2 separate regions of the Homo sapiens genome follow, and region 2 is linked to region 1. A link is a loop called in an ENCODE intact Hi-C map of the cell type or tissue named here. Cell type or tissue: psoas muscle. All regions are shown on one strand. Links, peaks and the distances in the headings refer to the core of each region. The heading gives the core; the rest is flanking DNA. Region 1 overlaps ATXN1 (ataxin 1). Region 2 overlaps ATXN1 (ataxin 1).

Region 1 (16,604 bases), core at 5,274-13,273:
AATAGATGGGAAGCAAGGATGTCAATATTACACAATGCCTTGGAGGTCCTGGATTCTATTTTGCAACATATAGAAAAATGCTTTACTTGCAGTAAAATGTGAACATATATTTTTCAGTGCACAAATAAATTCATGTGAAAATAAGTATAAAAAAATGTACCTGGTGGGAACCGCCAAAGGCAATATTTTTCCTTGCGGATTTCGTTTTAAGAGGGTTTGGTAAACAGAAGTGACACTTTGTCAAAAATGTTACGACTAGACTTCAGGACTTCTGAATTGTCTTTTACACTTAGAGGAAGATTAAACAGAAACTCTTTAGCCACAAGATTACATGTCAAATGCCTGTAAGTTTCAACATACCTAAGTCAGTTGCCTAGGAGTCCTGGGAAAGGCCAGTGCTGAGATTATTGAAATATTAGTAAACATTACTATGACTCCTGTTTTTGTTGTCATTATGGAGTCCAAGGACGCACATTTCTTTGAATAATGTTGTGCCTTTATTGTTTTTCATTCTGAAATGTCAAGTGGATTTTACTTTTTTGCACATACCTTGAGTGACAGTTTCTGATGACTAACACTAACACTCATTTTGTTTCCTATTAAAAGTTAAGCAATAAACATATTTTACTAAAATTCTGAAACTCACGTAAGTAGGTAAATGTGGGAGTGAATGTTAATTCTTTAAACTGTAGTTATCTGAAAATAACACATAGATTAGGATCTGAACAGCTTAAATACTTGCATCGGTAAAGTGACAATAGTGAAGTAAGACAGGCTATTATTTTTAGGGGAGAGATAGATTATTTGACTTTCCTTGCTCTGTATTTTCAGAGTAATTCAATAGTTCGAATGATTAGTTTCTGTGAGAGATTTAGATCTGTGCAGCTTAATTGCTTCAAATAACAGATTTAGTTCTGGTCATACTTCCAAGGTTATCAGAAGCAGGCCCTCCTTATTTTGATAAAAGCATTGAAAGCAATACATTGTAGAAATGGTAATAGAAATAATAATTTCTGTTTTAGGACCTTACATATAGAACTTCCTTTTCTAAGATAAGAATTTTAAGTCATCAATTATGTTCACATTTTATTTTCATGTAATTTAGTTTAATAAAATAAATGTACTCATTCAAAATTTTTTTAAGAAGTGATATACAGTGTCAGTTTTACAGAATTTTTTAAATGTTGGCTGAAAGAACGGTAATTACATTGAGATTTTTAAAAATATATAAATGCTTAAAATTACAGAAGTAATAAAAAGAATGGTTTTAGACAAATCTTATGGAAAGTTTTTTATTTTATTCTTTTATAATTATATTTATGGATATTTGTCTTTATTAGTGTAGTAATATATTTTATAACGCTCATAATTTGAACTTTCAGGCTAATGTACTATAAATATTTGTATTACGCATTACTACCATCCCAAATGTACCAAAACACGTTTAGAGAGAACAATTATGGACAAAAAAGCAACAAGCATTATATTTTGTTTGACATATTTCATGTTAGCAGAAATGTTTCATTGATTTTTCTGTAACTTTTAATGCATCCCATTTGTGGAGTAATGAAAATGTAATGATAATTGCCACAATGTAAGCAAAAATTGTATCCTACCTGAAAATTACTTTCCAGAAAATTCATGGTAGTGTACTCAGAATTTGAGACTCAAGAGGGCAGAGGTTTCCCCGATTGTGATGTTTTGATTTGGGCTAAGAGGAACTCTTTTTTTTTTTTTTTACACTTAGGTGCCCTTTAACATGACAAGTTTTGAATGAGTTAGGTAGCAGAAGTTTTTCGTGACAGTTATTGTAGCTACTAACCTATAGCATCTATCCTTCTAACGTTCAAAGAAAATATATTTTTCTGTCACTGTGTATGGCAAACTTTATTTTCTTGTGCCCTTAATTTTGTTCCCCTTTCTCACATTATCTCCTGGTACTTACTGACCATTACCTCAGTTTTGTTTAGGCCGTCTTTCTTGTTAATCTTCCAATATTAATAGTATTGTATTATGTTGCTCTGCTGGGTTTTAAAAATATTGAGTATTCCATTTTTGGTGTATATTATTGTATAAAATGTCCTATAAATTATTTTCTGGTATATTATTTTGTAAGTTTTTGCAGTGAATACGTGCTGCCTTGCTTGTATTCTTGCCTTCTTCCCTCTGATGGAATACAAGTTATGTAAACTCTCTGTATTATCCTAACTAGTGCAGCAACACAAATACTTTTGAAATAAGAAAGCATACTCATGCAAGAGTAAAGTAATCTTCTATGGCATTTACATCATGTTTGACCCTCCTCTGCACTTCAGCAAACTAGGAGGAGGTTGTAACTTGGACTCTATAAAACCTTATCTGCCAGGTGATATGTAAACAGGATTGTGTGCACACACATTGTCATATAGGCAAACACTCTCCCAACTGGTGAGCTCATAAAAAGCACTGTCTGTAAATTTATGGTACCTGCACCTCATTTGAGAATCAAGTATTTTGATGCTTAATTTGAGATGACATCATGATCCTCCCTCCCTGCTTCCTCATCCTTAAAGAAGTACTAAGATTAAATAGAATTTTGTCAACTTCTACTTAACTTGGCCATTATTTATATTTGTAACTCAACAGGCTTCTTGGTGGAGGGACTGTGCCTTCTAAAGATCTGAAAGACCTTATAGTGTATAACAGCTTACCTTCCTTCTCTGTACGCACAGATCACATGTGGGGAAACCAAGGACTACAAGAATTCCTTCTTTTGCATATCAGTCCTCGGCAGGCAATCAATGCTTAAATAAATGCTTGGTGAATGGATTAGTTAGAAGTAAGAACATTTTGGCTACTGTTCATTACTTTGAAAAGTGCTGGAAAGAAGTGGAAGTTATTTTCCTTTCCAGCTGGGCTGTGCTCTTAAAAATAGTGAGTGTGTATGGATGAAAATAATCATGAGTACCGAGATGTGTTGCCATGTACCCAAGGATAATTGGCTCACTTACCTGTTTACGGATTATTCACATTGGAGATCATATTCATAGCTCCAGAATAGTTTCTTTCTGACATCCAATATAAACCTGGGCCTCCTTCTTCCTACTGTTACCTGGCGTGAGCTTAGGAAACCCAAACTAAGTTTAAAATCAGCCTAAGCAAATGTGCAGATCAGCTCCAGTAATCAAAGACTGAAAATCAGTCCAGCATTCACTAGTTTGGGGATGATTTTATAGTAACCCTGCTACTGATTTTAAAAAAATTTTTTTTTCTGTTTAATGTGGATAATTGGTAATTACCGGTATTTAAGAATATAATTTTAATGGATAGGGCTAAAAAAATACGTTAGCAGATCGAGTCCTCAACTTCTTCCGTTTCTATGCATAGGTTTTACCTCACAAAAACTACTACAAGCACCAAGCTCCCTGATGGAAAGGTATATGGAAGATTCATTCATTCTTTCTTTCATTCATCCATTCACACATTCACTCATTCATCATACAATGGAAAATTTTTACTTAACCATGTGCAAGGAATTGTGGCAAAATGAAAATGAGATGTACATTCAGTATTTAAATAAAGTTTAGTGGAAAGTTTAGTGAATATAAATGCACACTTTACACTTTTTTTCTGCATTTTTTCCTTTCTTCTATTCCATTGGACTGGTATGCTAATAGCTGTGCACTTTCATCATTGTGTTTCAAGTTGCATGTTGATAGATAATATATGCCACATTAAAATTAGGCTTTGGCTCAATTACTATTCAATCCATGCCCATTTTCACCTGATACTCCTTGTAGTTACCAGCATGTGTTTATCAGATGATTGGCTAGAATCATTGGAGAAAAGAATGACAGCGGCTGGCTCAAATGGGGAGACCATCCTCTTAATTTGATGGAAGGGATGACCTTTTTGTATGTTGGCCTCCCTCTGAGCCTTGTTGAGTAAAACCAGACCTGCCTTTTGAGCTGGCTGGGATCTGTGTAATTCTCATACAACAGAATGCCGAATGTGATGTTCTTAAAATTTGTATTTCGGTGCATAGACACTTAAGGTGGACTTATTTTTTAAAGCAGTCTATTCTGTTTTTCATTTTGGATTTCCTCTCCTGCACTCCCTCGACCATTGCAGGAGCATCGTGCATCAAGTCACCAGGGTGGTCCATTCAAGCTGCAGATTTGTTTGTCATCCTTGTACAGCAATCTCCTCCTCCACTGCCACTACAGGGAAGTGCATCACATGTCAGGTGAGAGTTTTGCGATGCTCTCTGTTTTCCATCTGAGGATAAAGTCCTGACCTGGAAAATTGCCTCCTAGCCATGCTCCCTTACTTTGTTGGCTGTTGAATATCATTTTCTTTGCAAACTCTGTTTGGGCATAGTGTGGGAAGTTGAGAAATTGCCAAGATTGTTTTTTAAAACTTCGATTAAAGTATCTATCTATTTGGTTTAATCTATATGTTCATGAAGACTTTCATTTGACTTTGCGATGATTGATAATTGCCAATTGGGGCTTGAACCTCATCATTTTAATTGTCAGTTTTCCTTAATACAATTAAGAATGCTATGCTACCAGATATCTTAAGTCACAGTTTTTGCATTTTAGATTACTGTTGTAGTATAATATGTGCGTAGCAAAACAGAGACCTATTTGTTTAGGGGAACCAGTATTTGTTGAATCTTGAATTTCTTTGTGTCTGTTTGGATTTTACAACTTCCTGATTTTCCCACGTACAGTAAGTTTTTCTGGCCTGGAGAGTCATGCAGACATAGGGTGTATGCAATGGTGATGACTCATGGTTCTCTATTGAAGAAAGGGCCAGAGGATATTGCCTCAAATTAAATCAGGAAGGAAAAAGAGGTTTGCTAGAACTTGGGGCAGTAAGGGCTTGGGAACACAAGGGTTTGAGTGTATGTAACCAAGGGAGATTGTGAAATAGAAAATAGGGGATCAATTTCTATTTGCCTTGGAAATGGACCTGCTTGAAACTGTGAAGACAGACTAGATTAGAGGTTCCCAAGCCTGGCTAGGCAACAGAATCACCTGGAGAGCTTAAAAAAATAGAATTTGGAGCTCCACCCTAGACTTGATGAATCAGAATGTTTCCTGCTGGAATCATTGATCTGTCTAGGCACTGATGCTCCACAGGTTTGGGAACCCCTGGGTCGGCCGGTCTTCCAGCAACTCTTCCTAAGTTATGTTCTGTAGACTTAGTTGGTGAGAAGCTCATTCTACTTTTAGCAAATCTCCCATTTGAAAATTTGAATTTTCAAAACTCATTTTTCAAGAGGTAGATGGATATTTGCTTTATAACAGGTTCATTTAAACAATAATTGACCAGATTTCTTTGAAGAAAGAGCTGCCTCTTTACCGTAAGAGCCAATTTTTAAGTTACATATAAATTCTCTGGCATCTTAGATAAGAGCATGGAGCTCCGTAATCAACCCATCTGGACTTAAGATCTGGAGCTGCCACTATGACCTTGAGTAGTCCTATGTCCTTTCAATGCCTCAGTTTATTCATGTATAAGATGGAGGTAATATTAGAACTTTCTTATAGGGCTGCTGTGAGGATGGACTGGAGTAAAATAGTAGATATACTGTGGGTAGAATAGTACCTGGTGTATGGTTTGTATCTTTTAACAGATGCTATCAAGTAACTTATCCCTCAACAGGTTGATTGTTATGGTCATGTTTTATGATGGTTGCTCCTGAACCATACATGACTAGAAATATGTAAATATACCTGGACCTTGGTCTTTGGACCCACCCTGTAGACATCTACGGCTCTGCAAAGCCAAGGAGCCTTTTATTTGTTTTTGCTGAATTTTAAATTCTGAATTTATCACAACTCTCTGACTGATGGGATGCATGTGTGGTTTTTTTTTTTTTAGATTGTTGTAAAATGAACTGATGAATTGCATGCATAAATGTGGTTATTTGTGGTCTGAGTAAAAATAAACAAAAACCTGAGTGACTGAAGTATTATGCCTCAGGAAAAACAGCCAAAAAAGTCCCAGTGGGGGACAAGGTGGAGGAGGGAAGAGTCATCACAGACACGATACTCTTGTAAAATATGGAACTGGATTCCTTACATTTTATTGGCTGTGGATTAGAGAGGTGTTCTTTAAGTGGAAATGTAACCTAAAGTTACATGCAAAGGTAAGCCTCTTAAGATCTACAAGTGTCAGCTGAATGAAAAAGGTAGGGTGGGCCAGGCACAGTGGCTCATGCCTTTAATCCCAGCACTTTGGGAGGCTGAGGTGGGTGAATCACTTGAGGTCAGGAGTTTGAGACCAGCCTGGCCAACATGATGAAATCCTGTCTCTACTAAAAATATAAAAATTAGCCAGGCATTGTGGCAGGTTCCTGTAATCCCAGCTACTTGGGACACTGAGGCAGGAGAATCGCTTGAATCCTGGAGGCAGAGGTTGCAGTGAGCCCAGGTCTCGCCACTGCACTCCAGCCTGGGCGACAGAGTGAGACTCCATCTCAAAAAAAAAAAAAAAAAAGAGAGGAAAGAAAAGAAAAAGGTAGAGTGTCTTACTGCTACTTTATCTCTTAGGGATGATACTCATTTTAACGGTTATGTGCTAGGCTGAAAATCCTCACATTTAGATCTTTGGGGAAATAGTTTAATTGCAAATGGGTTGAGTACACGTGCATTTTTTTTAACCTGTGGTGTTGAAAGGGAGTCATTTGTGATAACAGAAATATCTCAAGAATTTTATTGTGAAAAAACAGGCAGCAAAAAGTCATATCTCTTGGTCAATATGGGCAGCTTATTGAGAAGAGACCTAGGTTTTTATAATATGTTAGGCAAGTTTAAGTGTCTTATGAATACTAAAATACTGACGAAGTAGCGCAAAGTCACCTTGAATTTTAAGCGCTGACATTTTCTATGATTGCATTTAAAGAAAGCTTATAAGCATTATCTAAACATTTTGCATCAATAATGGCCTCATTACAGTCCTCACGATTGACGGCTCAACGTAGGCAGAAAAATAGTATCATTCATGTTGTACTCTTTTATATTCATTCAGTTTTTTTCTTAAACCTACATTATAGTTCTTTCTGGTTCTAGTTATTTTATAAATATGATACAGCTATAGCAAGTTATGACCTAACTTGTTCACAGTCACTATTTATGTAAAGAAATGATTCATTCATTTATTCATTGTGAATTTTTTTAAAACTACTGCATGGTGCTGTGGGAATGGAAGTGAATAAGAGCTACCGGAAGGCAGTTATTTTCTTCCTGGTCAGGCAGGGGAAAGAAGAAACTCTCTGAAATAATGAATACGAATAGAATGGGGTTCTAACAGTGTTCTAACAGTGAAGGAATTCAGAAGAGTGACGCTGAGTAGGAGTGATCAGGAAAGACTTTGAGGAGGAGGGATCACTTGAGTTGAGCTCTGCTGACTAGATTGCATTTCTGTGGGAAGAGATGGATGGAGCATGAGGAAGGCCATGTGTGTGTCTGGGACATAACAAGCCAATGCACGGTATGTAACTGACCAGGACATTTTGACTGAAGCCTAGGTGCTGGTGGACATCTGAATTTCTGGATTCGAGCAGACAGTAGAGAGTATGGGAATAAAACTGCCGAGAGGTCAAGTCTGAAGATAAATTTGGAGGAGTCCTTGGCATAAAAGTGATCTTTGAAATTGGGTTCTTGGGCCTGGCAAAAAGTTTGACACCCAGGAGGGGGATGACTGAATTCAGGGATGACGTCAGCTGGTGTAGAATGTGTAGAGAGAAGGTAAGAGGCAGCGGAGAGTAGCTTCAACATTGATGTGGCATGGCCTTCGTCTGCCTTCTTTTCATGATCTGGGGTGAAGGAGGCTGGGTGGCTGGAGGAGTTGGGTGATGTATGCGTGGGCCATAAGGACTCTTCTGCAGCTCAGGCACCTTGGAAACTCAGTGCTGAACTACAGTTCAATGAAATCTTGTCAAAACCTCTCTTCCTTTAAGACCTTTAAAAAAATAGGAACTTGAGCTAATTTTAGCTAAATCTAATGTGTGTGTGTATAAAAATGAATGCTGCGTTTGAAATTCAGCGTATGCGGTATCTCGTTAAACAAATGATCCTTCTATTTTCCTCTAAACAGTTTTATTAAGATTTTCAGTGAAGCCCTGTACGTTTTAACAACAATTCCAGCATTTCTTTGATCTTTTCTACCGTTGATTTATTCATCTCACATGATATGCGTAAATCACAATGTGCCATCTACTTGACTCTGTAGCAATTGTTCATTTGTGGCAATTCATTTACTGTACTTTGATAAACCACATTAATTTGGGTGTGTTTTGTAACTTTAGAGGATTCCCTGGAGGCTTTCTGCAGACTCTTTAAAATGTGAGATGTGTGTGTTTTTGTGCGTGCGTGTATACTGTATATACCTAGCTACTAGACACAGCTCTTTGAACAATTTGGCTTCCCATTTATACTTTATAGAAAATAAAGAGATATAGAATTGGTGAATCTTGGGTCTGGGGAGAAAGTTAGTCTAAGACTTCCTGATGTAAAGTGAAAGAGAAGGCTGGAGATGATGTTACGATGATGTTAGTGAGCAGTCTGATTTAATGTAATGAGAGAAAATTTGAGGATTAAGTTGTGGTTTTTTTTTTTGGTGCTGAGTTAGTTAGGATGGGCTCTCTGTGTAGCCCAAAAGGGCTCAGAATAAAAGCAGTGACTTATTTAACTTTCATCAAAGACAAGAAGGTTAAGACAGGAACAAGAGGGATGGAGCAAACAACTCCAGGGGCAGATCGTTCTTGTCTGCAATTATTTAATGAGCATCTAATGTATGAGACGCATTATGCCAACAAGGCCCTCTAGGGAATATGGAGATGATCAATAGTTCACATTTACTATTCTGCATATTAACTTATTGAATCCTCATTACAGTCCTTTGAGGTAGGCATCATTATTTTCTCCATTGCACAGGCGAGGAAACTGTGGCACAGAGAGGGTGAATAATTTCCCCAAGGTTTCCCAGCTGTTAAGTGATAGAATCGTGCTTGGATCCCAGTCTACACTCTCAGCCCTGTTCCTTAAGCCCTGTCCTTAAGAAGCTTACAGTCGAGTGCATAAGGCAAGGCATGGCTTGGAGTAATATTTAAAGAGCCATGACACAGGTAACACAGTCTAGGAAGTCAGGATCAAGGAAGGGTCCTTCCTTGGAGCCTTCTCTTTTGATGCCTGCCTGTCTGTTCAGTCACATATGAGCTTTCTGACACAGGCTGTCCCATGCAGGCTTTGTGGTGTTTTCTCCCTTTCTTTCACTCTTACTCATATCTCCTTGAGATTCCTATGCACTTTCAATAATTATTAATTGAAGAAAATGATGACAGTGGCAATTTGCTTATCCGTTTCAGGGGATTGGCTTAAGTTGGATCCAAATGTTATTCAGCATCAAGAGTCTCAGCGAGATGATGAACTTTTGACTCTTAAAAGAACTTCACTGGGTCATTGCTCAGCTTGCAAGATTTGGCAGATATGAACTATTTGTCTCTCCAGTGTGATAGGTGGTGGTGTGGCGCTGAACGCAAGCTCTAAGAATAAAACGTGCAGCAAAAGGAGGTCACGCTTTAGTCAGGGTGGCCATAAGGAAGCTTAGAACTCACATCCCCTCTGCCCCTGCCTCGCCCAGTCTCATTTTCTCTCCTTCACTAGAACAGTGAATGAATCTGAGCTCATTCATGTCAAGATGATAGAGAAGAAAGATCACTTTCTCTTAGCTGGCTTAGGGAAGGCCAGATTGTCTTTCTTACACTGAGTGAAAAATTACTGAGGACTTTTGTTTTTTTTTTTTTTGGTCTTCAAGGCAACATCTCTTGCTTTTACAGACCCACGGAAATCGAGAAGAGGATGCAAGATTTACTATTCGTGCCCTAGCCTGGCAGCTTCAGCCTACATCACAGCTGTAATCATATGTGATGCATTTTTATTTACAGATTAGTAGGCTCTGACTCTGACATATGACTAACCGGGAAGCTCCTCCCTGTAACAGTTGTATGTCGTCTGCTTCAGAGAACTAATTGCTTGGCAATTCCCCTTTGGTAATTCCCTCTTTATTTTCTGATGAGTTACTTAACAGCGATGGGCTTGTTGAGCAGAGCGTGGAGTTTAATGTGTGCTCCAGAAACTCCACTGTAGGCCTGGGGGATATGTTTTTCGAGTTCTGTTTAGCTTTACTGAAGGAACAGTGAAACCATTATATGGCCTGTTAATATTTCACTCAATACCAGATTAAACACCGAGCAGCGTGCAGTTTTCCAAAAGAAATCAAAACCAGGCTTCTTTTTAAAATGTGCCCCTGTGCATTAGAAAATTATTAAAAAGGAATTTAATATGTATAGAATGTTTAATGATCTTTTGAAAATATGGTTTCAAATGGAGTAGTCTTCCAGGACCCTACAGAGTGAGTATGGTGTGCTGTTGGACTGGTAGTTTGGAGGCTCAGTTTCTGTTGCCTGCCCTGCAACAGGATGACTTGTGCTACTCACTGTACCTTGCTGGGTCTCAGTTTTCCTGTCTCCAAAACACAAGGAGGTTGAAAGAAATGATCTCTCGGGACTCTTCTATCTCTGACATTGTACAGTTCCATGAATAGATTTTATTGTAATTCTTGCTCCCGGCTCCCCCAAGACCTTTGCTTCTGTCAAACATCATTTGCTGTTGTTTGACTTTGTTAGATTTTGTATTTAATTAGAATTTATATTTTAGCTATTATTATGTCATTATTTATAGAGTAAGTCATAAGCGGTGCCTAAATTCATTTATCACCCCATCTATATTAGTTTCATACCTGAATACTTCCTCCGCTCCTTTTTACTGTTCTTGCTACCATGTCCCAAACAACATCCATTTCTGGAGGTGGAATGCAGTATAACTGGAAAGAATCTTTCAGCTGATTGTGGGATTATTTTTTGCAAGAGGAGTGCAGAAGCTCTGCTTTTCTAAGCAGTAATATCAAGGGCCATATTCTGCTTTTAATTTGCAAGTAGAAATCGTTTTGATGTCATTTGGTTTTACCTGCAGGTGCAGGTTTTAGTCTCTAGGTAATTCCTTTTCTCTTCTGCGTCAACTTTCCCAATTAGTGTGTGCAGCATTGCCTTGTCTTTTTGGTTAATTCATAAGCAGTTCATACAGATGCCTCTTGATTCATTGCAATTATTAATAGTTTCTTTAGGCAGCTAGTGCAAATAGAAAAGGTGACATTTGAGAGGGTTTGTTGTTTTAATTTATTTGTTTCATAGACAGAGAGGGAGGGTGAAAATGAAGGCTTTAAAGTCAGGGAGATTGAGGCTTGAATCCTTCTGGCTCTGGCTCCTGGCTTTGTGGTCCAGGTCACATTCCTTAAATCTGTGATCCTCAATTTCCTCATCTGTTGAATGGGGATGATAATATCACCTAACTCACAGAATCACTGGAAAGATTAAATGTGCACTCACTCTCTAGATGTTGCTTATGGTAGTATCTCAATAACTAATAAAAACAGACACACACACACACACACACACACACACACACACACACACGGAAGGCATAGCATTTAAGAGCTGAATAAAAAAAGCAAGAACAAAGGAAAGTGCTGCATTTGAGGTATAGTCAGGGTAGGAGGAGCTTCTCAGAGCAGCCAGTTTTAGTAGGCAGAGTTTGAATCTCAAAAGGACCTTTGAAATTTGGGAAGGACTAAGCACCCTCCACTAACCTGTCAGTGACGTTTTCTGCAGGTAGCTCTTGGGAAGGACTAAGCACCCTCCACTAACCTGGCAGTGACGTTTTCCGCAGGTAGCTCTGCTCTACAGAAAAGAGTGTTTACTACACATGACTGATAAAAATACCATGTTTTTAAACATGTATTGCCCAAACCTTACAATAATAAAGGAAAGCCAATAAAAGCAAAAGTTCCCTTTGATTCCACCATTCCAGTCCATAAATCAAGTTCATTTTTATGTGTTGTTTTTTAGTTCTTGATGATGTAACTTATATCTTTTTTTCAGTTTTGTGTTTCCCATTTAGCATAAACATTCTTAGTAACTTCAGCTATACAGTTCTCATTTGCAAGGATCACATAACATTCTATCAGGTTGTTTTATCTTAATTTTTAAGTTTCCTATCATTTTTGGACATTCGAGTTGTTTCTAATTGTTTACTGTTGTAAAGCCGCAGCGAATGTCTTTGCACACAAGTATTTACCGAGGACACACTCACATCAGAAGGCTCAATACTAAGTTAGAGGGAGCTTGCTCTGAATTGCTTTCTAAAAGGCTGTACCAATTTACATTGTTACTAATGATATAAGAATGTCTCTAGCTTCAATCTTAATAATTGTGGGACTTACTATTTTTTGGCTAATTTAATAGGCTCTTTGGTTTTAAAGTTTTCATTCCTTTGATCCCTCTCAGAGATGGAACATTTCCATCTGTGTTTATTTACTAATTGTTCTTTTTACAATTAGCAAATGGAAGTCTTGATGTTTTCTAATCTATGTATATGAGCTCTTTATATGTTCTAGATATTAATCCATTTAAAAAGTCCTATTTGCTACAGCTACTTCCCTAGTCCAGTGTCCTTTCATTTCAGTGATGATGCTTTTTGTTGTACAACGGTTCAAGTTTTTATATGATCAGCCTCTCTTTTCTTCTACTTGTACCCAGGGCCAACCTGGCAGGAATAAATGAGATTACCGCAGCTCAAATTCTGCACCAGGCTGGCGAGTGGTCCACTGGATGGCTTTGCTGGGAATAGCTCTTTCTTTCTTCTGCTCACTTTTCCCCTTGGGAACTGTTTCCTGTTGAAGTCCCAGTCTTTCTATTTCCAAGGGCCCCTTTCCCCTTCTCCCACCTGCCCCTCACTCCTTGATTCTCACCCACCCTGTGCCGGTTTCCTGGCTGTGGCATCCTCTCTGCCCAGTTCTCAACCCTCCGTTGCTGACCTGTGTGTTTCTCAGGGAGCCCTGTCCTGGGAGCAGTGGGTAGAAACATGTCTGGCAGCCTCCCTGACTAGGGCCTAGAGAGATCAGTCAGGAATCTCAGGCCTGGCCAAAGTCTAACCATTATCCAAGTCTCTGGGGTCGGGGTCTTTACAACTTCTGTCTTACATTTCTGCTACGTAGCAGGCTGCCCTGCTAAGGAATGGGCTCCTTGGCGCTGGTTTTCATCCATGTAGGAACCAGAGAGGCACGATGCTACCCTGATTCCTTTCCTGTTGTAGCTCTTCTCCGGGGATAGCTCTTCCAGTGGAAGGTTGGGAACAACTTCCTAGGGATTGAATTTTTTGAGGAAGGCTGGTCTCAAAGTGTGAGTTTTAGCTGAGTGGCTCTGCTGAGCTGGGGTGGTTTGGCATATGATATACCTCCTAAATGGCCTGTCTAGATGTATTGTTGTTCTGGTCCAACATGTTTTTCCTCTTTGAAGCCAAAATGAACATTTGTTAGTATTTGAAATCTGCTGACATCTCTGTTTTTCTTAACTCCCTCCCTGGGTTCTCATGGTCCTCAGGATAAAGTCTAGAATCCTTAGCCTGGCTCCATAGGTTTTGAGGACCTTCCTTATCTCTCCAGCCTCATCACTCACATGTTGCCCTGTATTCGTCCCACGTCGGTCCCATCGCACTTCCTCCTTCAAGTGCCATACTCTGTTTTTTGCTCCAGCCTTTAGACATGTTGTTCTTCCTCCTTAGAACCCAGCTCCTCTCTCTGCACTGTCTGGCTACCTTTCCCTCATTCTTGAAATCTCAGCTTAGAGTCTCTTCCTCACGAAGCCCTTGGACTAGGGACTATGTTATTTGCTACCTTTTCTGGGTTCCCATAGCACCCCATTCTTCCCCTTGTATAATACTTCACAACCCCTTTCCTGGCCCAGCGATAGGAGGGACTGCCCTCTTTCCAGTATGTGGCATCTAGTGAATGGGCAATACATACGGGCATTCCCCCTGTGATGCTTATGTTACAAATTGGATGTGATTCCATCTATTAATATGGACTGTGATGTATATAATTGTGGTGTGTATAATTGTGGTCAGGAACCAGCATGGGGTCCTGTGAACCACAGTGGTGGAAAAAGCTATGGCACCTGTTTGTTCCACTGGCTTTGTGCTTTGTCCATCACACAGTGAGTGAAAAGGTGACAAAAATGTGTAAGAAGCCTGTGCTAAGGAGAAAGAAAGGTCCAATGATGAATTTTCTGGAAAGAAAGCTGTACGTAATAGAGTGCTGAATTCGCTCAATCATATTTAAGTTTTATAGTACTGCACTTATAACCACACAAAACACTATTATTATTGAAATTCAATACAGGAAAAATGCTTTTGTTTTTGAACGTCTAAGACTGTCTTCCTCCTCATTGAAAAAATTCCTACTGAATTTCGATTATATGAAGATTTTTAGAAATGCAGCTATTGCATCGAATGAATAAATGAATTTGAGGTTCACGTTCTTAACATCTGTTTTCTGACTTTGATCAGTCTCCTTTAAGTGCTCTCGTGGTCATACTCTGCAACTCAGGTGAAAGTTTCTAGTGAGATAGTTATCCCAAGGAGATACTTTTATCTGGAAGAGAGTAGTTCTGAAGTTCTAAGTGAGGTTGGTTGGTTAGATTTAGGTTAAGGTACCACATGGAAAGGAGAACTGCTTAAAGGGGTAGGGTGACCATGAAACCTTCTTCTGCAAACCCTGCTCGTCAAGTATGAAACCGGTGGGGTAGGAGGTCCATCTAATCTTATCTGTGCCCTTTTGAGTTGGCCGGCCGGGTGACCATCCATCTCCTCTGGGTTGTAAATGACTTCATCTCGAAGTTGCACTGTTGGTGGTAGGTGAGGACGCCTTCTCCAGGTGGAGGGAGTGCATTTGTGGTTGATGGTGTGAGCGACCATATGTTGGACCATATGTCAGAACCTGTTAAGAGATTCTGACAGGTATGGAAATGCCTCCCATTGGAAACTGAAGCCCTGGGTCCTTTGACCGCTGCAGCACCCCCAGAGGAGAGTACCCTAAGGCCCTTTTAACCTTGCCCTGCCCTGGCAGGTTCCAAGGGGAGGCAGAAATGACTCTGGATGAATTTTGTTTTGATTATTCTTCCCCTTTTCCAGGCTCTGTGTCCAGTTCACCTCTGGAGCTGCCTGGGTCACTGCAACCCAGACTAGAGAGAAGTATGACCCCAAGTTGTGGCTTTTATTGGGAGACAGCCTTCATCTAAGGAAGTGGGAAAGAATGTGTTCCCCAGCTGCTGCCTTTCTGGTGTCTGATCTGATACTTTTCAAAAGATAGCAGTTTTGTTTGGTTTGATTTGGATTTTTTTTTTCTTTTGTAAGTGGTCATAGACCCATAAGACAAGTTTATTATTGTATTGACAGAAGAAAAAAATGCCATGGTTATTTATTTAAAAATCTCTTTCCATACAACTTTGCTTTCTATTGAGTTTGAAGGAAATATGGTGATGGCATCTAAGCCCAAATTTCGGTGTTTTATTTTGGCTTTCCTGTTCTGTTTAAGCCTCTGTAACCCCTTGAACCTTTCTCTACTCTTCAGAAGGAACAAGTTATATTTTTTTTCCATCTCAACATCGTCCAAATGAACCGTACTATTTTAACAATCTGTGTAAACAGATATAAAAGGAGGAAGACTACTTTCTTTAATTTTCCTCCCAGCGAGCTGCAAAGCTGTTTCAGTCATCCTAGTGATTAGCAGAATGTGAGTAATAAACAACATTAAAATGAAGAAACGTCTTTCTGAGTAGGACCTTGAAATGTGGGTCTCACCAGTAGTATATGAGCCTTCCTCAGACTAAACTCCATGACACAGTTCATATCATCTTTAAGTCCTGGAGGGAGGGTTTTTTAATATGTGTAAATGACCAAACACAGCTGTTGGCTGTCCTGCTGTACAGAGAACATTCGGTGACCTGAAATCGCAAAGTTTCTGTCTCTGAAGGGTGCACTTAATTTAACTTTTTGCCCTGAAGTCTCAAGAAATGAGACTTCCTTTAAAAAAAGTGTTCTTAAAACTTTCTCATTTTAAATGTCCAGGGTCTTCAAAGAGTATACTGGGAGGAAAGTCCTGTGTTTCCTGTTTCTCTTGTAGGACTAGTCAAAAGTACCCTTTCTCTTGATGGTATTCTGCAGTCTGAGCCTCTGATTTAGTAACTACAGCCTTTAAAACCACAGTTATCCAGACCATGTGCAGTGGTTAATGTGTCATGAGTCTGCCTCAGCTGATAATAGCACATCACAGAATTCAGAGTGCCTTAGATAAATTGTTTCAGTGGATAGTCATAATGACTGCTTGAGTAGAAAAGTACCCTCATTTTCTAGGGGAGAAAACAGAACCTACGAGGTTGACTGATTTACTAGATTCCAGTGGTTAGAAATACATGTAGCCTGTGCTGTAAACCTGATTTTCTGACTTGTAGTTCAGCTCTCTTCTCCATCTCCTTGTACAGCCAAGATACCCCAGAAATTATTTGCGTTTCCGAAGTTGTAGGATGAAAAGACATGTCTTTGCTTAACTGAGTTAGCCCCCTAGAACAATATTGAGATGGAGCTGGAATGGTGAAGAAATGCAAGAGTCCAATCCCTTGGGTATGTGCAATTCCCAGTTACCCCTTGAAACAGTGCTTC
Region 2 (16,604 bases), core at 5,234-13,233, 60 kb after region 1:
CCAATTCATAATCTAAAGCAAAATTAACTAATATATGTTCTGTTATGGAAATTCACCTAAATTGCACCAGCAGGTGTATTCATCCCGCTAATACTAACACTCTGTTACTAGCTCCACTGTGGCGTTTCCACTGTAACGTGGTGGTGTTGGTGCTACTCATTGTGACAGTGTGGTGTCCCAAAGAGTGAGCAAGCCTCGCCAACGCTTCCTTAAAACTCTTACTGATGGAACTACCATGTTTATATAGCAAGAATATTAGAGAAAGAAGAGTCGAGAAAGGATTCCACAACACACATCTAGTCTTTTCCTCTCTTAGCTTTTAGGGTCAACACTACCTTTCTCTTGGAAATGAGAAGGGGAGAAAACCTTTTCCACTATTCTGAAAAGAGGGTTTTAAAAATTCTCTCAGGTCGCCTAAGCTGGAGGGGCTTTATGACAGCACTAACCAGTAGGTCAAAAAGGAAATTTATTTTTTCCCATCATAGGTTCCTCTCTACACAGAGAATGCAAAACCGTAATTCTTAAGAGTTCCTCAATGATTATTCACTTTTGTTCTTACTTCCATATTTCTCTAGTAAAGATTTAAATATTTAATTTTGTAGACTCCTGAAATAACTGCTTCCAGATAGTATATTTACTCAGAATATTATTTAAATGCATTAATGCTGACATTGTTAGAAAGGGGAGAAAACTCAACATTTTCCGGCAGAAATCATTGTAAAATGTATTATAAAATTTCCTCCCTTCCTAAGTAGAGTGCTACTATATAGTGAATATAATTTAACTTTTTTTCTTGGAGACTTATTGTCATTTCTGTGAAGTTATTACCTCGACATAGTAGCGTCCTGATGCCTCAAAAGCTCATAATTCTTCTCGATGCCACAGCCTCTGTCCTATCTACTTGTCTTGGTTGTCATGTCTTCAATCTCCTTTCATATTTGCCTATATCTGTAAACTTAAGAGAAACCAGATAATCAATCTGATAAAATCACTAAGCTGAATCATATACATTAATTCTCATTCCTAGCTCTCTCCACCTAGCCAGTGTGGCCTGAGGCATTCATAGCCATGTTCTGAGTGGTGAAGGCTAAGAGAGCCCAGGAGAGCTGTCCAGGGTTAAATAAGACATTAATATATAAAGTAAGGACTGTCGGTATACGTGATATTTATATGTTATCATATTACATTTTATTTATTTATTTATTCATTTATTTATTTGTATATATAGAGAGAGAAACAGAGTCTCACTCTGTTGCCCAGGCCAGAGGGTAGTGGTGCCATCATAGCTCACTGTAGTGTCGAACTCCTGGGCTCCAGTGATCCTCCCGCCTCAGCCTGCTGAGTAGCTAGGACTACAGACTTGTGCGACCACACTTATTTTTTGTTTTTAATTTATTTTTTGTAAAGACAGGGTCTCATTCCATTGCCCAGGCTGCATTTTTAAGTTTAGTAACTGCCCAAATGGACATTGGGTAAAATAAAAATAAATACAGTCACTTCTCTTCTTAAATCATTCACCTCTCAAGATGAAGGTACTAATAGGACATTTTCTAGAACTTCAGTGTTAACCACAGCAAGGAGGAAAGACAGGCCTGTTAGATGTAGACTAAGAACTTCAGAAGCTGTCTCCGTCCTAGGCTGGGCCCAGGGCTCTAGAATTGTCCCACACACCTGGTGGGCTTGCTTGGGTACTTGGGTGGTACCTGGGAGATGATGACCTGTTCATCTTCAGCTTCTGTTATTCCAGGAAACAGAGGTAGTCATCTGGATACTACAGGTTTGCCAGCTCTGCTACTTCTGCTTCTACTGCAGGAGGAGGAGCTATGGAATTTTTATGCATGCATCAAAACACTGACTTGGCTCATAAGACTGCTTAAAAGACAGAGTGATAAATTACGCCTTGTTTCTCATGAAACAGATTTTTCCCAAAAGTAGAAATACTAATTTATAATGTATCCTTTTCAGAAAGATTGTAAGTCTAAGTTTCTCAGAGAAACAGTGTATGTGATGGCAGGACCCCAGTAAAGTCCAAAATATCCCATAATGGCCTTAGGACCATGCCCATCATAGTCTCCATAGAGCCATGGTCCCCAAGAGCCATGGTGCCCAAGAGCCACCACTTCAGTGGGTGGTAGGTGGTTGTGAAGAATGGTCACTGTGGTTCACAGAATAACAGTGACAATTGTGAATAGAAGCCAGTCATTACCTAACTGATAAAATGAGTGAGGCTAGCAAAGGGCCTGACAGGAAGTGAAATCACTTACTGAAGTGGTGGTAGAGTACGCAACCAAGAACTAAGAACAGGAGGGAAGTTAACCCTAGGGAGAGTTCGACTCCACTTGAGGAGGAACATTCTGGCAATCAGGACTGTCTAAAAATGGAACAAGCTGATTGATTTAGCAGTGAAACCTCTGTCACTGGAGATGTTCAAACAGAGGTAGTAGGACCCTCTTATCAGGAATTCTCCAGAGAGGAGATGTGAGTTGGATAGAAGGTTATTGTAGACGACCACTTGTTTCTCTCTCAGCTCTGAAATGTAGTCCTTAAGGCTGACGTGTGTTTCCCAGTTTCTAATCGGAAAAGATAACATAATCTACAGTGTTGAAATAATTTAAACAAAGTAAATAACTGTGCTTTTACAACCATAATACGGTTTAGCCTTTCATTATTTTGTTACGTTCCTCATTAACATAGACATAATTTCTTTTAAAGAAGGGACAATTGTGACGAGCCTGGGCAACATGGTGAAACCCCACCTCCACTAAAATACAAAAAATTAGCTGGGCGTGGTGGCACACACCTGTAATCCCAGCTACTTGGGAGGCTGAGGCAGGAGAGTTGCTAGAACCAGGAGGCGGCGGAGCTTGCAGTGAGCCAAGATCACACCACTGCACTCCAGCCTGGCGACAGAGCGAGACTCCGTCTCTTAAAAAAAAAAAAAAAAGAAAAAAAAAAAAGAAGTGACAAAACTTACCCAGTAAACTAAATGTTAATTTCCTCTTCTCAGGAGCATAATACTAACTTACTCCTCTGTTTTTATATTTTTGAGTACTGATAATCGGATAGTGATATATTTGTGTTATTTTTTGTTCAAACAATTGAATTCATTCTTAGCAAGAACAAAAGTCTATTTGAAACATGTAGGCATCTTAGGTAGATTAAATTTTTCATTGTTTCAAGTTTTGACTTTTGTATTTCTGCACATTAGTGATCCTTGAAGATTAGGCAAGGCCAAGTTCTTTTGACTTTTATAATTAGTGTGTCGGAATCCCAGTTTTTCCTACCCTAGGGTGGACTGTATTTTTTACAATTAACTCTGTGAAGGGTGACTGGGGGTGGACTGGTGAGGAGAGGCTTCCAGTTACCAGAGAGCCTGTGACTTACTCTCTGTGCTTTTCCTAGGTCACCAATTTTCAAAGAATTTGAGTATAATTAAATACACTTCATAATAAACTAGGCTGAACATAATTTAATCTTTCCCTGAAGGTACTTCAGAGTCTTGGAGTGCTTTAGGGCCATGATGAGCATCAATTATGTTCTCACGGTGGGTGTGCAGAAGGAGGTAGTTAATAGAGTTCTGTTTGATCAAGTCCTGGGTGACTGGACATGTGTTCTGTTATGATTAGCAGTTCAGTGTCCAGGTTTTGGAACTGATGCTTAGTATTAAATTCTCAGGCAGGAGAGAATGGAATAGAGATTGACCTCTTTGGCTTTGAGAGGCTGAAAGTTGATGACGATAATTCACATGTACATGGTATATATAGCACTTTTTAGCTTCCAAAGCCCTTTCACATACCTTGTCTTCCATTGCTTGTTTCTTGTGATGTTCTGGAAAGGAAGCAAGGCCGCTGGTATCCCATTTTTACAGATGAGGACAGTGGAGCTCAGGAAGCTTGAGGGACTTGCCTAAGCTCATACAGTAGATCAATGGCGGAGACCACTGGACTTCAAATTCAGTGCTCTTTTTAGTATTTCAAAGGATACTAAACATTTGCTCACATCTCTGATGTTCTTTGTGCTGTATGTGTAGTAACTCATTTAATCCTCACAGTGGCCCTGTTAGTAGGTAGATATCAGTTCTTCTGGTACTATTACGATTCTCATCTTCAGAGCTGAGGCCACTGAGAGGCACAGAGAAGTTAGGGCATGCACTAGTGAGTGGCGGAGCTGAAATCTGAACTTAGAGCTTTGGCTCCAGAGCCCATGCACTCCACCATTATGCTACATGGCTACTCAGTGTACAGATACACTGAGCTTAAGTAGAGGAGAAAGCTTATCTATCCATATCTTCCCATCTGCAAAGACCTCTGCCTGTATGGGAGGTCTGGGCTCGTTCTGACTAAGGTTTTGAACCCAGATCTGCCAATTTGAGATCTTGGGCCCATTACTTAGCCTGAGCTTCAGTTTCCACATCTCTAAAGTGAAAATATAGAACATGGAATGTACCTGTAAGAACACAATGGAATACAGGTAAAGTGCCCAGCACACTGCTTATTCCTTAGCCTTCATGTTTTAGAAAGTGGTTGCTATTGTTTTTGTTGTTGGTGGTGGCGGTAGTGGTCTTCTTCTTATTATTATTTATATATTTACAATGGCCAAAATTATATGAAATGTTTTCCAAAAATTAGGTATTTGTACCCTTCATATGAATGTGTGTGTTAATTGGGTATAATTGTCTTTCTTGAGTCTTTAAAATAGACAAATCTTTTGATTACATTTGTTAATATTATTGTACCTACCTATATCTGACTTGACTTACAATTTTACTTCATTAAATACATAGCAAGTCATCTGAGAACCCAAAGTAATCATACAGATTACTTGCCATATAGTTAATTTGTGACTGTGATATGGCTGCTAAGGTAGAGGTTTGAATTTAAAAGCACAAAGAAAAATGTTTACTTCAATGGTTACAAATAGATTAATCATATAAAGTACATATTTGCAGAGTCTCGCTCAGTCGCCCAGGCTGGAGTGCAGTGGCATGATCTCGGCTCACTGCAACCTCCGCCTCCCAGGTTCAAGCAATTCTACTGTCTCAGCCTCCTGAGTAGCTGGGACTACAGGTGCGTGCCACCACGCCCGGTGTATTTTTAGTAGAGATGAGGTTTCACCATATTGGCCAGGCTGGTCTCGAACTCCTGATGTCAGGTGATCTGCCCGCCTCGGCCTCCCAAAGTGCTGGGATTACAGGCTTGAGCCACCACACCCGGCCTATTCTAAGGCTTGTTCTAAGGCTCACAGATGGCACCTTCTCTGTGTATCCTCACATGGTGGAAGAGGCAAAGCAGTTCCTGGGGGAGTTCTTTGATAAAGGTGCTAATTCCATTCAAGAGGGCACCTCCCAAGGGCTCCACTCCCTAATACTATCACGTGGGGAGTTAGGATTCGACATGTGAATTTTGGAGGCACACAGACATTCAGGCCAAGGCATAAACAGTGACCACTTTTGTTCTGTCTGTCCACACACTGCCTAGAGCTTCCATTTATTTCAACTACATTTGCTTTTTTCTTATTTATCTGTTCAGAGTATCTTCTCAGTGGCTATTTATTTACCACCCTTTAACATGTTTTCTTGACATTGTACTTCAGCCTGTATATGCTTTGCAACTCAGGAACTATGCTGGCTTAACTAATAGTACCTACTTAACAGGTGAAACTGACAGTAACAGCTTAATAGGTGCTTTCCATTTTTAACATACCTCAGCTTTTTATAAATACAAAAAACTCTCAATCTTTTAATGTGGTTTTAAATTTTAAACAGGTCTTCTTTCATTTTCCTTTACAGAAAACTGTAATACTGCATATGCATTTTCAAACTATGCATATTTCTTCTTCATTCCATGTGGAAGTTTTTATTCAGCCTTTCAGTAAATTTTACTTAGCTTGTCCCATGGATGCCGTAGGTGTAAGGAATATGATAGTGAACAAGACAGACAGAGCTCCTCCCCTCAGGGAGCTTTGCCATGATACACGATGATGACAATGATAAAAGGAGCAAATAATGATTTGGGACCTGATTCCAAAGGGATATTTCTGCGACACTTACAATGAAATTCCAACCTGGCACCATCTTTTTCACTGCAGAATGCATGAAGGTGGTTGCATCATGTCATTTCGACATGCATTTAAATGTAATGAAAGGCACAAGTAGTGATTGCAAACACTACAATAAGTTGCTTGTTGACTCTCTTACTGTCTTCCTTCTTATCTCCCTTTCTTCCTTTGTCTCATTCTCAGTTTTCAGAGCTTAGTCATTATTTCGTAATCCTCTCCTAAAATGAAATCTGGGGCTCTAAGGACAGGAGGCACAGGTTGTGTTTGAACAGCATCATCGTGCTTTATGAAGGGGATTGGAGGGGAGATTCTGCCCCACAGTATGGTCAGGTCTCGCTCCAGGCAGCACTGACTACATTGGTGCTGGTTGGGTAACTGTGGCTCGGCAGGTCACTCTCCCTCTTTCCACCTCCGTTTTCTCATTATTAGTAGAAGTCGAAATAGCATGGTTTTCTAAGGCCTCTGCCAATCTACAATTCTGTGATTCATATGTTCCTAAACACTTGAGTTACTTTTTCTCAATAAATGGAAATATATTTTCCAATGAGGCTGGAAATACATTTTCCAATTATCCTCTCCCCTGGTTTATAACATATCATCAATGTGTTGGGACTTCTAACACTGCTTCTGCTGTAAGCCCATCAAGAGGTTAATTACCTTTGAAGAATGAGGAACTGCTGGAAAAGAACTGTAAAACCTTCAAGAGAACTTTGGAGTTAATCCCTCTGGTAATAGGAATCAATGTCACTCACACATCTAGTTGCCAGTGGAGGAGGAATAACAGCACTGGGCCAAGTAGACTTGAAGGAAGGCAGGTTGCTGATAGAGTGGAGAGCTGAAGATTCTGAATCAAGCTCATCATGACTCTCTTCCTCCTCTTTGAGGCTACCCAATCAGAGCAAAAACAGTATTTTAAAAAACCTCAACTGGATGAGCCTGATGCAGTGGTGTGCTCATGCAGTCCCAGCCAAAGGGTCACTTGAGCAGAGGAGTTCAAGGCCAACTTGGGCAACATAGTGAGACCCCGTCTCTAAGACAAATAATAAACATCAAAATTAAAATTAAAAAAAACCCAACCCAGTGTTCCCTTCAGAATCCTGAGTGGTTTGTTTCATCTTCCTCTATTCTGGCTTGTGTCATCTTCCTCTCTTGTAATGGATAAAAACTCCAAATGAAGACAAAAATGAGGAATTTGTCAAAAAAATTGAATTGCCAACAAAAGCCATCTTTGGTTGATCAAACGGTACAGACGTTTCAGTTAGACAAGAGGGCTAAGTTTCTGAGACCCATTGTACAGGATTATTAATATTATTCATTTTTAGCCCTCATAATAAGGTATTATAAATGTCAAGATTGCTAAAAGAATACGTTTTTAAATGTCTTCATTATAAAAAATAAGTATGTGAGGTGATGGACATATTAATCAGCTTAATATAATCATTTTATAGTATATGTAGCTATATCAAAACATCACATTATAACCCATAACTACATGCAATTATTATTTGTCAATTAAAAATACAAATCTAGGCCAAGGTGGGAGGATCCCTTGAGCCCAGGAGTTTGACAGCAGCTTGGGCAACATAGGGAGACTCCATCTCTACAAAAAAAAAAAAAAGAAAAAAAAAAGAAAAAAAAAGGAAGGAAAAAAAAGAAAAAATTGACTGGGTGTGGTGGCTCTTGCCTGTAGTCTCAGCTGCTCGGGAGCTGAGGTGGGAGGATCCCATGGGCCCAGGAGTTTGTGGCTGTAGTGAGCTATGATCATGCCACTGCGCTCTAGCCTGAGCAAGAGAGTGATACCCTGTCTCAAAAGTAAAAACTTACAACAATATAAAAAATAAAAATTTAAATTATAAAAAGCCATCTTCTTTCCCACTCCTTCCCATTTTGATACAACAGTCCCAGACCCCAGACTTGCTTTCCTCATGAGTCATGCAGACTCAAGTATTGCAGTTCCAAAACACTGCCTGACTCACCAGCTCCATCCAAAAGAGTATGTATTGTCTTCATATGCCAGATAGGAAATTCCTGCTGCATATAGGAAAAGCAGTGTGTTTAAATACATGGACACACACACACATACACACACACAGAGTACACATATACACATCTGCATATACACGTACACATATGCGCACATATTCATACTATATATGTACATACACATGCAATACACATGTATACACACCACACACACACATACACACACATGCATCTCCAAGTCTATTTCCATGCTTTTTTTCAGTAAAGCACCTAGACAAAGGAGAGAGATGTCTAATCAGGTTTTGGTGGTTGTCAGGGATATCATAAATGAGAATCTCAAGTTACTAAACTTGATTTCACAAAATAGTTTATTGGTAGTTTTAGAATGGCATTGCATTTTAGGCAGCCCCAATTGTAAATAAGTGAGCCGGGTAAAAGCAGATTGGATGTCACCCAGAATATTTTCTGGAAAGGGGACATACACAAAATTCTCTCTTTGCACAATTACCCTGTTTTGGGTTTGCAATATTATGTTGAGCAAGGCTGGCTATTTTCCACCAACAGGATGTTACAGCTTGTCAAAAGTTATTCAACCTATAGTGTTAAGCAGGTACTTCATCATTACTGAATTTGGTTGATGCTCTATGGAGAAAGCCAAAGTTAGGAGTTTTGTCTGTCATTGAGGTAGAGACCCTCAACTAGGGAAGCTTTGAACTGTTCATCCAGCTGGTATTCTGTACCACCTTGCCTCTGGAGTTGAGCTTAGAACCCTACTTCCATTTTTTCTGTCACTTCAGGGCTGTTTCAACTATTGTTTCTTCATTTACTTATATCAAGTGTGTTTTCTCAATTCATAAGCATGGGAGACCCCAAGAGACAGATATCGCATTAGTCCTTTTTTGTTTGTTTAGCAGGAAGGTTTTTAAGTAAAGCTCCTAAATGATATGTCTCATTCTCATGGAAATTCATCAATATTGTTTTACTGTCTCCTATCTGGTTACTTTTTATTTTAGGTAACCACTGTGATACAATATACACAAGTCCCTGGATCATGAAAATAAATTGAAGAGCTAATGTTAATAGTAAGTTCTCAACCAGGGGTTATGCTGGAACCCAGGATACATAACCCACAGGAGGGCCCTCCGTGAACTCAGTTTTCATGGAATTGTCCCATACCTTCACAGGTAGAAGCATGGCTATGTTAAAAGTGGCCAATGAAAGTATAGTTTCTTTATGCCTTATACTTTGTTTGGTGAGGATTTCTGCCAGAGGTGTTTGTTTCCTTTAGTTTTCTGGTTGCTATGATTTTATACAGCTTTGGTGACCTCTATGAGTACCAGATAAAGTTAGGTATGATAAAGGCACAAAAAGACCGTAGAAGCCATTTGTATTCTAAATATAAATATACAGACTAAATTTGTATGCATTTGTGTCTTCATTCTTCACGGTGCTGTATCCTCCGTGTGTGTGTGTGTGTGTGTGTGTGTGTGTGTGTGTGTATTTCTTCTTTGATTCCAGGCTGCTTATACGAAAATGCTGATTCATAGTGTCACTGTCTTTTCTTTTTCCTGCGAAATTCTAAATCCGTTTCTAAACTTTTTCTACAACTCTGAGTTTAATCTCTCTAAAGTTTTTTTTTTTCCCTCTTGCGGACACAAGGCACTTTGCTTTGTTTATGCTAATAAATGTCAGACTAGCCCCCAAAAATTAGAAGAAATGCCAGTAATTTCAAAGGGCTCTTGAGCATGATTTTTTTTCCTGTTTCTTAATACATTGTACTTTTCAGAGTTTAAGTTTAGGTGCATGTAGGTGGTATTAGAAGATTCTTAGATTTTATTGGTAGCATCCAGACAATCTTGTCATCACCCGATATATATCACCTCTATGTGGTAGACCCTTGTGGAAATTTTCTCATCACGAAAGTCGAAAGTTTAATTTTGGAGAGGAAGAGGTTTTTCAGATACATTAAATAGGTTTTGCTACAATAAGGTGAGATGGTACTTTCAATTGAGCATTTCTCATATACTAGCAAGCAGACAGCTTGGCCTCCTGGTTGTAATTACATGCCAATGGCTTGGTGCTTTTTATTTTAGAAGTTGAGTTCATCCTGAATTCTCTGAGCATATGGAGTAGTGCACTCTGATTGTTCCCATTAAGATTGTAATTCCATCCAAGGCTTATAGTGTCATTGTAAACACTAGATGGAATTACAGCCCCATGCACATTTTGGAAGACTGCATTATTCATTGAAATACTTTATAAAGTTAAATAATTTTGTAAATATGCTCCAAGTTCATGGGACTTAGATAGAAACATAATCCTGGCCACAAAGGAGGTTCTCAGTAAATATTTCTTGTTTATTTGATGGACTTTCCTTATATCTTTAAATAAACTGTATTTTTAAAAAGTGTAGAGAGGTTATACTTAAATATTTGTAGGACTTTAAAAGATCTTGCCTTGAAATGCTCTTACGGTTTCTTGCTTTTCATTGATGGAAAAATTGACTTCCCATATGAATATGTTATTTAATCTTTTCTGTTTCTAGCCTAGAGAGAAATACTGAGTAGCTCGAGTGGTCAAGAATCTTTATTTTAGGGACATCCGCATGTCCTAAGTAATTCCCTTCTATATAAATATCTCTTTTCGGCATAATGTGTTGCATGCCTTCAAGGTGGACCACTATGAGGTGAATAATTACACAACGGGAAGCCTGGCTGTCTCGTGGAATATTGGATGGATGGCTTTCTTATTGGTCTTAATTAGGACAGTGTTGTTAAGATAATTCACTAATTCACAGTGCGTTATCAGATTTGAAATGACCTCTTTTTTTTATACTACTTCGGAAGTGTATGTATACCTTTTAGGAAAGACCTGGAAGGATAAGTTGTATATTTTAGTATCTGATATGGTTTTAAAATTTAAGACTCTGTGTTATGTATGTTTTGGGATGACTATAAATAATCTGTGTAACAAGGTATTACCAAAAACCTTATTGCCTTTGCCACCATGCACTGCAAAATATAGTATCAGGAAGCGAAAAGACAATGCATTTTGAGTAATTTTTAGAATTTGCATTTTTGTGAATTGACATGTATGTATGGAGGACTTTTCAAAAAAAACAGAACTTTTCATTAAGAATATTCGGTATTAAGATATTGTTTTAAATGTCAGATATTTTTAAAATATATGAAACCATATTAATCACGTATTACTTATACTTTTTGTCCCTGGAAATATTCCATTTTTAAGAACAGAGATAACAAATAAATATACCAGTAAAGCTAAAGTCAGTGCTTTCTGCTCTTAAAATAATTTATTGAACGATAAAATGAATGTCTTTGCTTTGTGAAATTATATTTTTGTTTAGGACTTGATAATGCTTAGAGAACATTTTAGTTTTTACAGTTTAAAGAATGAATAATGACTGGTTCCTCTGCTCCCTGATTTGTTTCCATGTAGATAGTACTTCATTTTTATTACCTGTAAACATGTGTTAGCTTTATCAATTAGGCTCAATTGAATGAAGCATAACCCCCTGAAAGGCCTTGCCAGTAAAATAATAATAGTAATAATAATATTCTTTTCTTCAGATTCTAGCAGGGAGTACTGCTGGCTTTTATGTAAGAAGTCAACTTTAAAAGTGTTTTTGTGTGCGTGTGGTGTGGGTGCAGCAGCAATATTGTGTATTCCTTTCAAATCAAGATGCCTCATAGTCTGTGGGCGGGGGAACTCCCTAAGATGCCCTCACTAGTTACTCATTCATTTGTTCCTCCCCAGAAAGGGAAAACCCAATGCTCCACACTCCACTTATTCTGAATAATGGGGGCGGGGAGGTGGTGGCGTGAGGATGTCAGTGTCATTGGGCAAAAGCCTTCATTTTTAAAGTTTAGCAAAATGCAGTTTTATTGCTTTATGATCAGTGTGTATTACAAGCTAATATACAAATGGCATTAGTGATCAAAGTGGGATACTGATGTGGCAAAAATTTACAATACACTTAACAGATTGACCTGACATAACAGTGAAAGCATTTGAATTCCTTCCCACATAGTAAGTAACAAGTAATTTCTGGAGCCAGAAGTGGGAGGGTGTGTGTGTATGTGTGTGTGCATGTACGTATGTGTGTGTGTGTGTGTTGTCTGTAGAAGTTAACAAATATGTTAGTTCATTGACCATTTCTTTCGTTGTCCTAAAGAAAATTTCACTCACTTGTGCTTCTGATTTGTTTCCCGTGAAGTCTCTTATCACTCTTAGAACATGAAGGCGAATTAATGAAGAATCCTTAATTCTTCAAAAAAAAAAAACCAGCCCTAATTTAAGAAAGGAGACATTTAACTTGCTAATAAGATCCTAAAATTTTATAGGTTATATAATACATTCAAGGAAATTGAATTATATATTCATTAAGAATACATTATCTCTATTAGCAGAGAGTAAATGATTGAGGTTTTACTGAACGCTAAATGCTCAGAAAGTAAATGCAAAGACCATCACTGGTTGAGCACGCTGGGAACTGGGTGGAAGTCTTAGGCCTGTCATTAACTGTTGTGCGGCCTTTGGCAAATAACCGAAGTTCTCTGAGCCTTAGGAAAATGAGGAAGTTGGGTTATATAAGTGGTTTTCAAATGTGGCTTCAGAAAACCCTGGAGAGCCACTGCACTCCAGCCTGGGCGACAGAGTGAGACAGGCCTCTGTGGAATTAGCCAAGGGTTTGGGTAAGGGGTGGGGCTGAGACCTGAGAATCTTTATGTTACAACAGCTATTAGGCAATGTCAGTTCACAGGACCACTAAATCAAACAATCCTTCAGACCACTTCCGACTCTCAAGTTTCAATAAGTCCCTAGAAAACATCATCCTTGGTCCACAGGAAGCAATCCAATAAGGAACTTGGTCTCCCATAAAGAATCCAATAAAGAAAACTTTAAAATGAGAGGAGGGTTATGGATTTGATCATCTCCAAGGACCCCTGTCAAGCAAGTCTAAGATCTTTCCAAAGGAGATCTGAGAAATATGTCTGTATCCCAAGAAGGTTTGACAATAGTCCCTGAAGTTTGGGGGATGACTTCTAGATATCCCTGTGCCTTCAAGCGTGATCATGGGCTGGATTTGTTGGCCCCATGGTCTGCCTCTGAGTCACAGACAAATGATGAAAAAAAGAACAATTTTCTGTCAGCATGCCAGACCAAGGGAGGGGCCAGGAGAAGAACCGTGAACCATGAACTGTGCCACTGCTGGAGGCACTGACAGCTCCTTGGCACCAGATGTGTGACCTCAACCCCTGCAGCTTGGGCACAGATAATATCTCAGGGCAGGGGATGAGGAATAGAGGAAGAAGGGAAAGTTGCAGGGATCCTGGAGTGTTAATACCCATGGTGGCGGCAGAGCAATTTGCCAGGAAGAAAACTCTCTGGTTAACCCTCCGGCACTAGTTGCCAAGCATGTTTGTACTAGAATGGAGTTCAAAGTTACAAACAGAGCACTGTCTGTTTTTAAGGACTCATATGAAAGGTTTGCTTGTCCTAAGCCTGAATCCAAGAGTCTGTCTGTCATAAACACTTTCAGGTAGCCCAAAAATCCCTTCAATGTGATCTCCAGAATAGGGGAAGACAAAGGACTCAGGTCTTCAGCTGTCTGATGAGGAGTGAGAAATTTTTCTAATGAACATCTCTGGCTTATGGATATTAAGGAGAGTTCAGTGTCAAAAGTTTCTGCAGCGTAGTTAACAGAGGTGGAAAGTTGAAATAACCTTAAAGGCACTGAAGCTGAGAAACTGCCCTCTTTATCCTAACAGCCACAGTTAGTTTTGGAACACTGTCCATGGAGAAGCTCAGGGCTGTCAATTTAGAAAGCAGCTGTGTGCTGGCCCATTGGGCACCATCTTTCTCTCATAGGTTGTTCTAGTCCAAGGTGAAGAAAGCTACATTTTGCTCTAAGCTAGACTGACATATGGACTTCTAGATTTGAACCCTAAACACAGGAGGAAGTGATTGATTGTATTACAAAAAGAATCTTCTTTGGTAAATAACTATTTTTTTTTTTAATGGCCAGATGGGAGAAAGCAAAAGATGCCTTTTCGTGGTGTTTTGGAAACCTAGATCTCATCAACTCCCTGGTTGGTTTTGGCGGTCAAGGCTTTTTATGCCAGAGCAACTGTGAGCCAGGTTTCTGAGGTTCTTCCTGACCCATGTTGGTAGCCTCTTAAAAATAACTGTCATTCCAAGTTCAGCTAAAATATATAACTCAACAAATAAATACATATAAAGCATATGAATAGAAGCGGGAAAGTGAGGATTAACAGACTGGAGAGTAAGAGTCTTGCCATGTAAAATACTATAAAACACTCTTAGGAAGTCTCTTGCTTATGTTATTACTTGTACAGTAAATGTGGAGACCTGGATCTCTTCCTCATGGTCCCTTATTTCTTGTTTTCCTGCTGGGAGGTTTCAAGTAGCTGATCCCTTGCACATGTACTTTAAAACTTCAATTATATTTGTCACTGGCTTATCATGGGCAATGTATGTGAATGTGACTAAGGGTCCTGATAAATTAAATGCCACTTTTACATGTTCCTTTCTTTTTCTTCTATTAGTGTTCTTTAGGACTTTGAATGGGAAATCCTCAAACATGTAAGTCTATGTGGCTTCAGAAAACCCCAGAGAGGCCAGGCGCGGTGGCTCACACCTGTAATCCCAGCACTTTGGGAGGCCGAGGCGGACAGATCACCTGAGGTCAGGAGTTCGAGACAAGCCTGGCCATCATGGTGAAACTGCATCTTTACTAAAAATACAAAAATTAGCTGGGTGTGGTGGTGCACACCTGTAATCCCAGCTACTTGGGAGGCTGAGGCACGAGAATCACTTGAACCTGGGAGGTGGAGGTTGCAGTGAGCTGAGATTGCATCACTGCACTCCAGCCTGGGTGACAGAGTGAGACTCCATCTCAAAAAAAAAAAGTTCTCCCCAGTGGCCTCTACTGAATTATCCAAGTGCTTGGGTAGGGGGTGATGCTGAGGCCTGGGAATCTTTAATAAGAAAGAAGAAGGGAAATTCCTTATGTTGGACCCAACATTGAGTGTGTTCAGATACAGATGTTGGCAGGTATGGGGGCATTCGGAAGGAGAACAGCGGCTAACCAAGCTAACTGAGACTGAGTTCAAGATTCGCTTCTGGTTCAGGGGGACTTTCGTTTTCAGGCTCTAATACATTCAGAAGAGCAAATATTGGTACTTTAATCATGCATCTTTTCCCCCTCAAGTTCTGTATCTGCCACGTGTATATTTTATTTGGCATTTAAATGCACAGTTCTTATAATTGCTGATAAATAGTCTCCATTGCACATTTTGCTGGCACTGTGGCCTCACTGTAAATGCTCTCTGTATGTTCTTGGGAAGTTGCATAATGGCAGTTACTCTAGTTTACTGTGCAATATGCTCAGTGACTAATGGCCTAATCATGACTTGAAAAATATATAAACAGTTCAACAGAAGCAGTTGATTCACTGAGCTCTTTCATCCAGACAAGGGTGAGCTAATGGGAATAAAAAAGACGGAGGTGTGCAGCAGCGTCTTTGATGTATTGAAGTTAGAGCATTCCCACAAATCCCATGCATTATTGCTCATTGATGGCGGATCCTTTTTCATATGCATGAGGCAGGAGTGCCAAATTATCGTCCTAATTGGCTCTGACTTGGTATTCCTTAATGTTCGTGTTACACTTGTTACAACTTTTTTCCTTTCCTCTAAATACTACTGACAGTAACAGCTTTGGAGAGGCAGGCTGTCACGTGGCCCCATGGCGTCACCCTACACTGCAGGCTTAAGTGTGGCTCTGGTCCTGTGCTCTGGTTTCTTGGGATAGAATTACAGCTGAGACTGTGCAGTGCGGACCTGCCTGGTTTACTTCAGGGGCATTGTTGATTGACACAGATTCTTGTTCCCTTGTCCTCAGTGGCACCTTTTCTTCCAAGAGGAACAGAGATAGAGTCTTACAACAGCCATTAAATAGAAGATCCTGGGGTCTACTGGAGCACTGTCCCATTGGTGGGGAGAAATAACAATCATCATCATCATGTCTCCCTTCCTTTGGAATTGATTAGGTAGCTCCTATATTCCACATTCCTCTCACCTGTTGACCACACACAATTTTTGGTCTTGTAGCTTGGCCACTCATTTTAGCTCAATCACTGGTTTAATTTTTTTAATGAAATCACTCAATCGATAGAGGCTAACCTCTCGTAGATGTAATAATTCCAACCATTCTCAAAGAAATAATGAAGGGTGGAATATTATGCTTTCTAAAATAATGGAATTTATTTTTTCTTTATGCCCACAGCTGTTTAGTCCTAAAGAGGGGGAAGAAAGAATCTTTCGATCTTTTGGCATGTTCCATGTCCCGTATTGATGGTCATACTTCAGCTTTTTTCTGGTTGTTTAAGAATTATGTGGCCAATAGGCTGCCTTGTATATAACAGTGAAAAACACCCATTACTTGTATTTGTTTCATTTTAAGGTTTAGGCAGTTGGAGCATAGGACAGTAACTGGTTTCCCTTGTTTTCTGGAACCTG

The links. A loop is a pair of places that touch in the nucleus more often than their neighbours do. Peaks named below come from ENCODE experiments on the same cell type or tissue, not always from the same donor. Only the 100,000 strongest peaks of a DNase experiment are listed, where the experiment ranks them.
Region 2: it touches region 1 in a loop (2.2-fold over the local background); 9 of 110 quality-filtered maps call a loop at or near these places.

The regions. Positions count from the first base shown.
Region 1 is chr6:16,740,854-16,757,457 of GRCh38, reverse strand. ATXN1 (ataxin 1) reads left to right here. Exons shown (of 8, transcript NM_001128164.2): 2 at 4,111-4,225. Among named protein-coding and RNA genes, the nearest start is that of ATXN1-AS1, 12 kb to the left of the region's middle. RefSeq lists a cis regulatory region at 10,208-10,221 and an enhancer at 10,143-10,287. In psoas muscle, for the core only: no CTCF peak of the experiment used is centred there; no DNase peak of the experiment used is centred there; H3K27ac peaks cover 2,158 bases.
Region 2 is chr6:16,680,593-16,697,196 of GRCh38, reverse strand. All of the region lies in intron 2 of ATXN1 (ataxin 1), which reads left to right. Among named protein-coding and RNA genes, the nearest start is that of ATXN1-AS1, 72 kb to the left of the region's middle. In psoas muscle, for the core only: no CTCF peak of the experiment used is centred there; no DNase peak of the experiment used is centred there; H3K4me3 peaks cover 884 bases; H3K27ac peaks cover 3,122 bases.